Regions from separate parts of the Homo sapiens genome. Here region 2 is linked to region 1. Evidence: chromatin contacts called from ENCODE POLR2A ChIA-PET data. All regions are on one chromosome and are shown on one strand. Each heading gives the region's core, a stretch centred on a gene start or an enhancer-like site at or near the end of the contact. The rest is flanking DNA. Distances are from core to core; before and after follow the strand shown.

Region 1 (6,448 bases), core at 661-3,160:
CTGCTGACTTGTCTAGCTGCACCTGGCTCCCTTCTGCCCCTGACTCACTCCATGCCAGCTGCCCGGCTTCCTTGCAGCTGCTTGTACCCACCAGCTCCTGCCTTTGCACAGGCTGTCCCCTCTGACTGCAATGTTCCTCTCCACTGATTTGCATGAGGTTGGCTCCTTCTCATACTTCAGGTCTCAGTTCAAATGTCACCATGTCACTTCTATAGCAAAGCCCTCTTGGACCACTTATCTAAAGGAGATGCCCCTTCCCTATGTTCTTTATCATTATACTCCCTCGTTTCCTTTAGCTTGCATATCTTAGATGGTAATGATATATTTATGTACATGTTTGCTGTTGGGCTCTCCTAATAGAATGTAAGATTCATGAAGGCTAGGACCATTTCCCTTTCATTCATTCCATCCAGTCAGTATTTATTGAGCATCAATTACGTGCCAGAGGCCGGGCGCGGTGGCTCACGCCTGTAATCCCTGCACATTGGGAGACTGAGGCAGGTGGATCACCTGAGGTCAGGAGTTCCAGACCAGCCTGGCCAACATGGTGAAACCCTGTCTCTACTAAAAATACGAAAATTAGCCGGGCGTGGTGGTGGGCACCTGTAATCCCAGTTACTTGGGAGGCTGAGCCAGGAGAATTGTTGGAGCCTGGGAGGCAGAGGTTGCAATGAGCCAAGACTGCGCCATTGCACTCCAGCCTGGGCAACAAGAGTGAAACTCCATCTTGAAATAAAATAAAATAAAATAAAATAATAAAAACATGCCATATACTGGGCACGGAAATACAAGATGAGTCTTTTCCCAAGGGAGCTCATTTCTAGAGGTGGAGACAGATAATGAACTCATCATATAGCCCGCACTCTATTTGAAATTGCAACAATTCCCCTTCCCTTCCCTGTCCCCCCACCACCCCCAAATTTCCTGGTGTATGAGACAGTGATAAAGGACGTACACCAGAGGGTTTGCTTTTTTGTTTTTGTTTTTTTGGTTGTTTACTGTTCTTGTCTTCCCACTGGAATGTAAGGTCCATGAGAGTAGGGAATTTTTGTCTGTTTTATATCTCTACCCTGGCCTATAGTAATTGTTGAATAAATGAATAGACCCCAATAAATATTTGTTGAATGAATAGGTGTCCAGATGGGAGGAAGGTCTCAGCCCCTATTCAATTCAAACCAAACAACTTTGATTCAAATCTCGGTGCTGTCAAATACTGTTGCATAACAGTATTTATGCAGTATAATTATTGCATACCTAATATATGATGATTAAATGAGTCCATGTGGGTTAAACACATAGAAGGTACCTGGTCTTACATAGTAATGAGCAACGAGTTTGCAGATCATAGTGCGAGGGCTCGTTCTGGGTAGAGGCCCAAATACATTTAACCTGTGTAGCCAGAAGGTAGAGTAGGACCAGTGAGGGCTAGTGAGGGAGGTAGACTTGCACGTCATGAAATGAAAAACTTTCTAAAAGCCGGCGTTTCCAAAGCCCCAACAACCGCTCTTGGCCAGGTGATGAGCGCCCTGTTCCTGGAGGTATGTAGAACACGCATTTGAAGGCGCCAAGGTACAAGGGATTCAGGCATCGGATGGGACAGAGGCCGGGTGTCCCTGGGTCACCGTCCCTGAGAGCGCTGTACGGGAGCTAGGCGTGGGCCATGAGCGTGCTCGCCTGGCAGTGTTGGTGCCCGGTCCGTGGAGACGTCCGTGGGCGTCCAGACCCAGCCGCGGGGCCTCATGGCGGGGAGGATGCGGGAGCGGGGGAGGGGCGCGCCAGGGCTAGCGGGCGGCCGGACCCGCTGCAGCACCCGCCGTGGCCAGCAGGGAGCGCCGCGAGACCGCCGAACCCGCGGCCGGGCCTGACGTCAGCGCCCCGCTTGCTCCGGCTCGCGCTCTGGACTCGGCGCCAGTCCCGCTCCGCGCCGCGCCGCTCCGCTCCGGCTCGGGCTCCGGCTCGCCTCGGGCTGGGCTCGGGCTCCGGGGGCGGCGTCCCCCGCGCCGGGCCCCGGGACGGGCGGCGACGCTCCAACCATGGCCCGTGCCCAGGCGCTCGTGCTGGCACTCACCTTCCAGCTCTGCGCGCCGGAGACCGAGACTCCGGCAGGTAAGCGCGCGGCGGCCGGACCGAGCCTGCCCCGCCGAGCCTCGGGGCCCGTGGCGTAGCTCGGAAGAAAGTGTGAGTGTTGAGTGACCGGGCGTTACGAGCGTGCTCCCTGTGTGTGTCTGAGCGTAGGATGGGCGATTGTGTGCCCGGGGTGTTGCGTGACTGCGAATGTTGTGTGTCCGTGAGTTCTGTGCGCAAGAAAAGGTGATGTGTGTCGGCGAGTATGTTGGGGGTGAATGTTGTGTGCATCGAGGCATTGGGTGTGCGCTGAGTGTCTTGTGGGTCTGCCAGTGTGTAGTGTTTGTGTGGCCAAGTGGGTTGTGTGTGCATCTGAGTTTGGTTGTGTTGCGGGAGTTGTATCTGCTAATGTGTTGCATTTGTTTGCATTTTGTATGCCTGGCCGGGAGTGCTGTTTGTTTTGTGTCTGCGAGTGGGTTGTGTGTTTGTGTTATGCCTGTGGCCAAGGGTGCTCTCTGGATCCCGCCTGAGTGTGGATCCGGGAACGCGTGTGTGGCGTGTGTGCTTTTGAGATCCGTGTACATGTGTGAAGGCGTGGGAACGGGTCCGGAACGTGTGTGTCCGTGCGCTGTGTACGTGTGGGGAGTGTCTAGGGTATGTGGTGTGTGCTGCCGGGGGCCGCGTGGGTCCGAGTGAATGCCAAGTGTGCCGGGAATGCGTGTGTGGGAGCGAGTCTGGAACGGATGTGAGTGTGTGCGAATGTGTCCGTGTGTGCTGGCTGCGCGTCCAGGAATGTTGCGAGTGTGGAGCGCGCCTGGGCCGCGGCTGCGAGTGTGCCCTGGTCCCGGGGCCGCCCGAGGGGGCGGTGGCAGGACGTGTGTGCGCGCGTGTGCGTGTGCGCGTGTGTGGCGCGCTGGGCCGGAACAAGTTGTCGCGGCGGCGCCCCCTGGGCTGCCCGGGTCGGGCAGGGCCCGAGGCTCAGGGGAGGACCGGGCCCCGCGGCCGCCGCCTCGGGCATGTCGGACTGTTTGTTGTTTCGCAAGTTCCGCGCGGCGCTGGCGGGCGGCTGATCCGAGGCGGCGCCGGGGCTGCGGGGCGCCCGGGCCAGCGGGCCCCAGCGAGGGGCCGGCGGGCGGGCAGGGGAGGGCCGGACCGGCGGGCGCTCCTGCGGTGGCCGGGCCGCGGCTGCGCCCCGGGCGGCCGGGCGGGGGCTGTCCCCGGGCTGGGCTGCGACGTCCGGGCGCGGGCAGGGCCTGGCTCGCCGCCGGGGGACGGCGCCCCCTCCCTTGGCGCGCAGGACGCGCGGGGGACGCCCGGGCCTCCCGGGACACTCCCTTGGTGGAGCCTGCAACTTTGTGCGGCCTCCCGGCCGGCCGGGACCGCCAGGTGTGTGCTTGAGTGTGAGCGTGAGTGTGAGCGTGTGGCTCCGCGCTTGTCTGCTGTGTGGTCGCGTTCTCCGGGTGTGTTTCGGAGTCTGGTGTCTTTGGTGTGCGTGCGCGTGTGTGTGTGCGCGCAGCTGAATGTATGTATACGGAGCCTGTGTTTGTGTGTCCGTGTGCTCGTCGGAGTGTGGACGGTGTGTCGGATGTGTGTGCGTGCGCGTGTTCCACATCCCACCCTGAGGCCTGGGATCCTAGACCGCGGCCCCTTCCCGCGGAGTTTCGGGGCCCTGCTCCGGGTGACCTCCCCCGCCCTCGCCACCGGCGGGGCTGCTCCGCGGGCTCCGGGTAGCCGGGAGACGCCCGGGGCGGGATCCGAGCCGAGACACGTGCTGGAGCGGAGCCGCTTCCTCACGGTCGCCAGCCGCAGACAACTGACCTCCCCGGCATCGCGTTCGCGGCCCTGCTGCTGGCTCCGGTGTCTCGGGCCGGAACTCCTGTGGCTCCAGCGTTCGCGCCGGCCACTGGCCAGCGCTTGGGCCTCGCCCTGCAGCTCCGGGGCCATAGGGCACAGCTTTAGCTTTGACCTCCCCGTTCCCGAAAGGACGCCCAAGGCGACCTCCCACCCCATCCTCCCCAACTTCTCCCCCATGTCCTGCGGCAACTTTGCCTCCCTCTCCCACCGTGAAATCAAACCCGCGGGGTTCTGTATGCGCCCCATCCCCGCTCCTACCACCATCGCTTTGATTTCAAGAACACTCACAAGCCCCAAGCCCTGCCAGCAGGAGGACTGTCAGGAACTGAAGTTTGGGAGTGAGGCCTAGAGCAGGTTACTCCCATTCTTGATGCCTCAGTTTCCTCTTCTGCCTCATAGCCATCATGATAATGGTGTATGGCACTTTTGGTAGATACCAAGTACCTTGTAAAGTAAGGCTCTGTCTGTGAGTGCCAGGGAACAAAAAATGGATTTGAGAGTTGTTGCAAAGCCCCAGACAGAGGCTGTGATTTAAAGCTGGGGTATTAGGTGTCAAATTCTGCCTCTGCTACTTGCTATTCATGTGATGTCTGGCAAATCACCTCACTTGTAAAGTTCCTGGCCCCCTTTGTTATTCTTAGAGATGAACTCAGAAGCCCAAGTAGAATAGATGTGATACCCCTTGTCCCCAGTCTGGACAGAGTCAGCCCAGCTCCCTGAATGGCTCCGGAGCTTCCGGGTAGGGGCGGTGTGTGATGCCTTCTCAGCCTTGCAAACCTGGTAGTTATTTATTCTGCTGTGTTCTTGCTATTTTGTCCTTTTGGTCGCAGGAGTTGTGGACGGCAGGAATGAGGGAGTGGCTGCCCAGTGGTTTCAGGTTGGGCAATAAAGGCTTGTCTGGGCATCCCTCCCTTTTCCCTGGGGCTAGGGGAGGGGACTTAGCAGGAAGCAGTGACAGTGGCCGAGGTGGGGACGCTGAGCTCCTGGACAGCCTGCTGCCCAGCTCTGGTGTCAGAAAAAACCTAGGGCAAGCATCGTGCTTGATGGAGACAGGCCACCATCCTTCCATGATTTTCATCAGCTCAGCTGGGCATATGGGGTGGCCTTTCCATGCAGGACTGGGTTGGCCAGAGTTGCAGGGGGTACCTTGTGCTCCTCCTTCCTCCCCCTCCCCCCTTTTCCTAGTTGCCCTCCTGCATCCTGGAACGTCCTGTCTGCCCTCTCAGAGACTCTTTCATCTGTCTCCTTCTGTCCGTCCTCAGCTATCTTTCACCTGCAGGAAGACTCCAGCCTCCTCCTTCCCTCTTTCCCTCATGGTGCCAGGGATCTTTGTAAAGTACATTTTAACTCAAAGGGTTTAAAACCCTTTGAAGGCTCCCCATTGCCTTCAGGGTGAAGTCCTTATCCCTTGGCCCTGTTGCTGGCTCTAGCTCCTGCCTGCCTGTCCAGCTGCATCTTGTTTTGTGTCACTGCCCCTTGCATCCTATGATCTGGCCAGCCTGACCTTCTTACCAAAGACCCAAATGCCCACAGCCTGCTGTCTCCTCTCTGGGCCTTTGGGCAAGCCGTGCTTTCTCTGCAGAACTTTCTAACTCCAGCTTTTTGCTGGTGAACTCCTGCAACTTGATGGGCTCTCAGCTGTAAGCATCATCCAGTCCCTGAAGCCTTCCTCGGTGATGCCCTGTCCTAGCCTAGGAAGTCGGGGGGTGGGGGTCAATTGGATTTTTACATAGCATTGTAATTATTGTAATTACAGTTTATTAGTGCTGTCTCCCTTACCAGACTGAGAGCTGAGGACAGAGACTGGGTTTTTAGTTTACTTCTGAATCTTAGTGCCAGGTACAAGGCCTGGCCCACCGGGTCTGAATAAATATATATGGCCTGAAAGAATAAAGTTTAAGGGGGCCAGGTTCAGAGGTGGAGATGCCAGATGGGGGTGCACTGATTCCACTGAAGGTAGAGATTGAAGAACCAGGTTTCCCTCCAGGAATCTGGAAAATTCCTGGAGGGTGGGGGATGGTGTTATGTTGTGAAAAGGCCATGTTGAGAGTGTCATCTGGGAGCTTTGAGTTGGGGAGGTTGAGTCCCTGGCAAGAGACTGAAGGGAACGGGCCTCCTGCCTGCCAGCCCCTCCCCCAGGCTCTGGCCCCACCCCTAGCAGCTGGCAGGGCCCTTCCAGCCCCCAGTCTCAGGCTTTTGTGATGGGGCCTGGCAGTTGGTGAGACGTTGAGTCTCAACGGTCTGTGTGAGTGGCTGGGGAGGAGGGAGGGAGCCCGCAGGGCCCTGTGTTAGGAGAGGGAGGGAAGCTTCCTGGAAGACCCTCCCTTAGTCCTCAGTCCTAGATCCTAGGGTGGGCGGGTGGGGTCACAGCCTCTGTTCTCACCGCTTGTGCACCGGAGGGAAGGGAGGAGAACTGCATCCCGTGGTGGCCCTGGCAGATGGGGTTGGGGAGGCTGGCTGAGGTGTGTGCAGATGTGACTCTAGCATCTGGGCAGTCAGAGTGGGGGGTGTGTAGGGATTGTAACTAGGG
Region 2 (6,312 bases), core at 3,813-6,312, 9.6 Mb after region 1:
TTTAGGAAAGAATCAACAGGACTATGGTAATTACCGGAAGAAGCTCTGAATTCAAAAATGGTCTTAAAAATTAAGTTTGTTTTGCTAAATAACCACCAACCAAAAACTTTACCAGTAGTCAACATGCTCAAATCAACATTAAAATAAGATATACTTGAGTGGTTTCATATCTAATCACTCATATGAGCACTGCCTTGCTCTTCATCTATGGAACAAATTCCTCCTAGAATTTACTACTTAGATAAAAAACTCTAAATCAGTGGTTGGCCTTTTTGTGCATGGAACCCTTTGAAAAATCTAATAAAAGCAAAAAAAGTAAACACACACAAAAAAAATGTGGCTGGGCGCAGTGGCTCACACCTGTAATCCCAGCACTTTGGGAGGCCAAGGCGGGCAGATCACGAAGTCAGGAGATCAAGACCATCCTGGCTAACACAGTGAAACCCCGTCTCTACTAAAAAATACAAAAAATGAGCCAGGCGTGGTGGCGGGCGGCTGTAGTCCCAGCTACTCAGGAGGCTGAGGCAGGAGAATGGCGTCAACCCAGGAGGCGGAGCTTGCAGTGAGCCGAGATCGTGCCACTGCACTCCAGCCTGGGCGATGGAGCAAGACTCTGTCTCAAAAACAAAAAAACAAAACAAACAAACAAAAAAACAGTGATAGATATCTAGACCCCAAGTTAAGTCCTGTTGTAAACCAACTTACATACTTCCCTTTTGTTCTTTTAGAGTTTTAATAACTTACCAAAATAATATACAGTATGAAAAAATCACTATTTTTTGAGAAATTCATTTGGTTTTTTTTTTTTGTTTTTTTTTTTGAGATAGAGTTTTGCTCTTGTTGCCCAGGCTGGAGTGCAATGGCATAATCTTGGCTCACCACAACCCCCGCCTCCCAGGTTCAAGCGATTCTCCTGCCTCAGCCTCTCTAGTAGCTGGGATAACAGGCATGTGCCACCATGCCCGGCTAATTTTGTATTTTTAGTAGAGACGGGGTTTCTCTGTGTTGGTCAGGCTAGTCTCGAACTCCCAGCCTCAGGTGATCCACCCACCTCAGCCTCCCAAAGTTCTGGGATTACAGGTGTGAGCCACCACACCTGGCCAAATCCTCATTTTATAAGACATGAATATTAATACTCTACTCTCTCCTCCTCTTATTCCCCCACCCCATTTCTTTCAGCTTCTCATTTGTCACTGGTACTTGAAAGGTTGATAGTTGCAGAAGATACTGTAAATACAAAGTTTCCTGTGCTGTTCTATAGATGAAATGCACTTCCTTGTAATCAGACAAGAACTCTATACCCAATCATGCTCCCCTTTTTGCCTTCGCAGCCAGGATTTTTAGAGGTTGATATAGCGCTCAAAATAGCTAAAATGCTTCAGCTTCCAAATGATTTATCATCTTTAGCCATCCTTTCATAGTGTTTTAATGTTATAAACTATTTCAAATCATCTTGGAAATAAGCTGTAAAAATTTAGGCCAAAGTGGCTCATTCCTGAAATTCCAGCACTTTGAGAGGCCAAGACAGGAGGATTGCTTGAGCCCAGGAGTTTGAGATCAACCTGGGCAACACCCCAACTCTACAAAAAAAAAAAAAAATTGGCCAGGCATGATGGCTCACGCCTATAATCCCAGCACTTTGGTAGGCCGAGGCAGGCAGATCATGAGGTCAAGAGATTGAGACCATCCTGGCTAACATGGTGAAACCCCGTCTCTACTAAAAATACAAAAAAAATTAGCCGGGCATGGTGGCAGGCACCTGTAGTCCCAGCTACTTGGGAGGCTGAGGCAGGAGAATGGTGTGAACCCGGGAGGCGGAGCTTGCAGTGAGCAGAGATCGCACCACTGCACTCCAGCCTGGGTGACAGAGCAAGACTCCGTCTCAAAAAAAAAAAAAAAAAAAAATTAAAAATCAGCCGGACATGGTGGTGCGTGCCTGTAGTCTCAGCTACTTGGGTGCCTGAGGTGGGAGAATTGCTTGAACCTGGGAGATTAAGACTGCACTGAGACATGACTGCACCACTGCACTCCAGTCTGGGCGACAGAGACCTTGTCTCGAAAAAATATATATATGTAAATTAAATTTGTGAGGCTGGGCACAGTGGGTCACGCCTGTAACGTCAACACTTGGGGAAGCTAAGGCAGAAGGATCACTTGAGGCCAGGCATTCCTGGGTGACAGAGTGAGACTCTGTCTCAAAAAAAATAAAAAGTAAAAACAAATAGAGGCCGGGCGCGGTGGCTCACGCCTGTAATCCCAGCACTTTGGGAGGCCGAGGCGGGTGGATCATGAGGTCAGGAGATCGAGACCATCCTGGCTAACAAGGTGAAACCCCGTCTCTACTAAAAATACAAAAAATTAGCCGGGCGCGGTGGCGGGCGCCTGTAGTCCCAGCTACTCGGGAGGCTGAGGCAGGAGAATGGCGTGAACCCGGGAAGCGGAGCTTGCAGTGAGCCGAGATTGCGCCACTGCAGTCCGCAGTCCGGCCTGGGCGACAGAGCGAGACTCCGTCTCAAAAAAAAAAAAAAAAAAAAAAAAAAAAACAAATAGAATTGTGTAAAGCACCTATGTTTGGAGCTGAAAATCAAATTTTTAATAAATCACATCAATACTGTGTTGGCTGATGTTATTTAGGAGCCTGGAAATCTAAGGAGATTGAGAGGTTAAATTCTAGTGGAGGGCGGTGGCTCACACCTGTAATCCCAGCACTCTGCGGGGCTGAGGTGAGCGGATCACCTGAGGTAAGGAGTTCAAGACCAGCCTGGCCCATGTGGTGAAACCGCCTCTCTACTAAAAATACAAAAAATTAGCTAAGCATGGTGGCACATGCCTGTAATCCCAGCTACTTGGAAGGCTGAGGCAACACAATCGCTTGAACCCGGAGGTGGAGGTTGCAGTGAGCCGAGATCATGCCGCTGCACTCCAGCCTGGGCAACATCTTCTGTGTAGTCAGTTACCGCCTACAACTGTCATTTTTCTGCCTTTTACCATTCAGTCTTTCACTTGCTCCATCCAACCACTCTGGCCTCCTTAGACTTCCTGAAACTCTGTTTCTTTCAGGTTTCTGGTCAAAAATTACTTCTTAAGAAAGGCCTTCCCCCCATCACCCTATATAAAATGACACACACATCCCACCTGTCACTTTTTTTTTTTTTTTTTTTTGGAGACAGAGTGTCACTGTTGCCCAGTGGCACAATCACAACTCACTGCAGCCTTGACCTCCTGGGCTCAGGTGATTCTCTCACCTCAGCCTCCACAGTAGCTAGATTACAGGCACACACCATGCCCAGCAATTTTTTTTTTTTTTTAAGAGATGGGAGTTTTGCCATGTTGCCCAGGCTGGTCTTGAGCTCCTGGCCTCTAGCAGTCCACCCACCTCAGCCTCCCAAAGTGCTGAGATTACAGGCATGAGCCACGTGCCTGGCCTCACCTGTTACTCTTTATCCCTAACTTTGCTGTATTTTTATCTGTACCACTTACCACTAGCTGACACTACATATTTATTTATGTATTTCTCTCCCTCAACTAGGATATAAGCTTATGAGAGCCGAGACTTTTATCCTCCCCTGCTTATCTCCAGTGTGCAGAACAGACACCTGAGTAAAATTATTAAATGAAAGAAATGAACGTAAGGAGTTTTTAGACGGAATGACATTCAAAGCATCTGTGACACTTTCAGAGACAACATAGCACAGTACTTTCACAGAGTAGTCCCTTAAGACTTGCTGAAGTTTATTTGCAAAGAGGTAAACTATTATCTGAACCCCAAATAGGTAGCAATTCAAAATTACTAGCCTTCTTTCTTCTAAGACCCAGGAGTTATGCTCCTAGAATTTTCCTCTAAACTTTGCTTCTGTCCAAAGGGCAGTTACCAATTTATTTCCCACTTCCCAAACTTCCTAGTTTCATATGACCCAAGTCCTCATCCCTGCGAACAATTCCATTCTACACCCTTGAATATCCCAGTGAGTTGAGTGACACATAGCAGGCATTCAAATTAGTGCTAAGCCAATAAAGTAAACTGTACCCTACCCCTTGAAATCCTCCTGTTTCCAACACTTTACTCATCTACTTAACTTAGATCTTGAAGCCACGAATGAAGAGATACAGCGTTAACAGTAAGCTTTCATTTTAAAAAGTGAAAACAATGTAACCACCTTGATATGCCCTCGAGCTCTTTAAGCTGTAATTCTACTTTATGAAATATACACAAAATAAGAATTGACACAGACAGACTAAGGAATGGGGGCTGAAAAGCCACAGCCAAATTCGCTATGAATCTCCTACTTTGGGGATTAGGCTCACTCAGCTACTTCATAGCCCACTTGGAAATTCGGTCATTTTTCCAGTTGCTCTTTGTTGGAGGGAAACTTTCTTAACAAGATTCTGAGGACTCCATAAAAACCGTAAGGTGGGAGGAATTGGGATCTGAAGGTCCTTGGCAAACATGTCCACTGCGGCTGCTGGAGGCAAAGCAACGGAAGTTGAAGAGACTTTGCAACAGCTGCAAGAGTTTCACTCCCGGTGCGGAGAAGGGTAGCGGAGCTAGGCTACCCCACCCGGGCGGCGTCCAGCAGCCAGGTCCCTGCTGAACCCCGAGGCCCACCTCGCTGGACCCCGGACGGGCCCCATCTGTTTCCCCTCCTTCCCCACGCTACGGCCCGCTGGGGAACGGGGCAGCGCCGGGGAGCACGACGAGGGCACGAGGTACCCTCTCCTAGCCCAGGCTCACCCTTGGTCAGCGTGTCCAGCACCCCCGACTTCTCCAAGTACCTCCGGAACTGCTCACGCTTCGAGTCGGCGGCCTGAAGAGACACCGGGGGTCAGTGGCCAGAGCCCGGGAGCCGAGCAGGAAGAAGGCGCTGGGAGTCCGGCAACCCCGCCTCCGCCTCACTACCTCGGGGCCCTCCCGCCCAAACCTGCGCGCGCGACCCCACTCCCACCCAGAGCCGACCAGCGGCTTGCTACCGCCCGCATGCCCCCAGCCACGCCGCGCCCCCCTCACTTTGTAATGGGCCATAGTGACAGCGGCAGCGGCGTAGCTGGCGCCGGAGACCGCGACTGGCGGGTTGGGAGCAGCACTGCTCATGCGCGGAAGGGGGCGCGCGCCTGCGCACTTGCAAACCACCGGCCGGGATCGCCGAGGTGTGGCCTGTTTTCATGGCGACCAGGACGCTCTGCATCCCCAGTAGCAGGCTGAGCCGAGGGAGGCTGCGTATGCCCGCCCCTCTGGCTGTCGGAGCCGCACCTCTTCCTCTTCCGGCCCCCGTAGCAATTAGGTTTCTTTGCAGGAGGTGAGATTTTGGTACCTCTGTCCTGGCGTCCGGAGGCAGGGCCCGGGAGCATTGAGACTATTGCGAGAGAAAGGACCGCCGCACGGTGGTAGCGAGCGCATCTTTTTCATCTGGGACCTCGGAAACTGTGGTGACCCATAGGTGCTGGGCTTCTTGGCTCTCGTCCTGAGAAAGTGCTCACAGTGCTTTGCAGTAGCCGAGGAGGGTGTTTAGAATCATATATTTTGGCTTCAGCTTTTATCTTTGGAGTCTCCTTGAGTCGTGGCTGACTTGATGTGGGCCTCTGGAGGATGAGCAGTAACGAGCTTGCAGTAGCTTTTGAGCCAGGCACTGTAGAAAACACGGGTATTTTAAATTTTAATCCTTACAACACCCCTGTAGGGTGGGTATTGTTAATTAAGTGGAGTGGTTAGATGTCCAGTGAGTAGAGTCGAGTCCAATCCGGGCAATGAATCACGATGCTATGAACTGGTGAAGGAAAGCCACGGATCTTCTTAAGATTTTATTTACTAGGTAGCAACATGTGATTATACTCAAGACACATCAGGATGCCAGTCTAGAAGGAAACTTACGTGATTGTGTTCCAGGGGCAAACAGAATTAACCCAGTGTCCAAGGTGGAATTGTATAGATCAAGAACCATTTCCTAAGGCTGTGGTCTCTTCAAAGAGAAAACCTGATCAAACCATTTAGCCTCAATTCTGAACATGTGATTTTCCCAAAATCAGTTACATTCGAAAGGATATCATTTAAAAAAAAAAAAATCCTGATTTGACAACTCTATGTCTTTGAATTTAGAAGTGTTGCTTCACAATCTCGAATTAGAGCTGTTTTTCTCTTGCTTAAATGAGTTTGCAGTTGTCTGTCTTAACAGCTGGTCTTTAGAGCTGCCCCTATCTATTTTTTCTGTGCCCCACGACCACTAGGCTACTTCTCTGATAATATATATAATGTCTAAAAGCCAACCGCTGTTTAGATCTGAAGATCTGTGGGAACCCGCCTACCAATGAGATTGTTCG

What was found. ChIA-PET counts read pairs that join two places held with the same protein, here RNA polymerase II (POLR2A).
Region 2: POLR2A ChIA-PET joins it to region 1 with 14 read pairs in activated T-cell. The contact joins the promoter of MYCBP here to the promoter of PTPRU in region 1. POLR2A ChIA-PET finds 5 or more read pairs at or near these places in 2 of 52 experiments (HepG2 and activated T-cell).

The regions. Positions count from the first base shown.
Region 1 is chr1:29,234,612-29,241,059 of GRCh38, forward strand. It overlaps PTPRU (protein tyrosine phosphatase receptor type U), which reads left to right and starts at 1,911. Exons shown (of 30, transcript NM_133178.4): 1 at 1,911-2,106. The coding sequence starts at 2,034. RefSeq lists a silencer at 1,714-2,033.
Region 2 is chr1:38,868,286-38,874,597 of GRCh38, forward strand. It overlaps MYCBP (MYC binding protein), which reads right to left and starts at 5,063. Exons shown (of 5, transcript NM_012333.5): 1 at 5,006-5,063; 2 at 4,733-4,805. The coding sequence starts at 5,020. It overlaps GJA9 (gap junction protein alpha 9), which reads right to left. Exons shown (of 2, transcript NM_030772.5): 2 at 5,784-6,312. The coding sequence ends at 6,266. The region is part of intron 1 of RRAGC-DT (RRAGC divergent transcript); the gene reads left to right. All of the region lies in intron 1 of GJA9-MYCBP (GJA9-MYCBP readthrough), which reads right to left. RefSeq lists an enhancer at 4,097-4,619.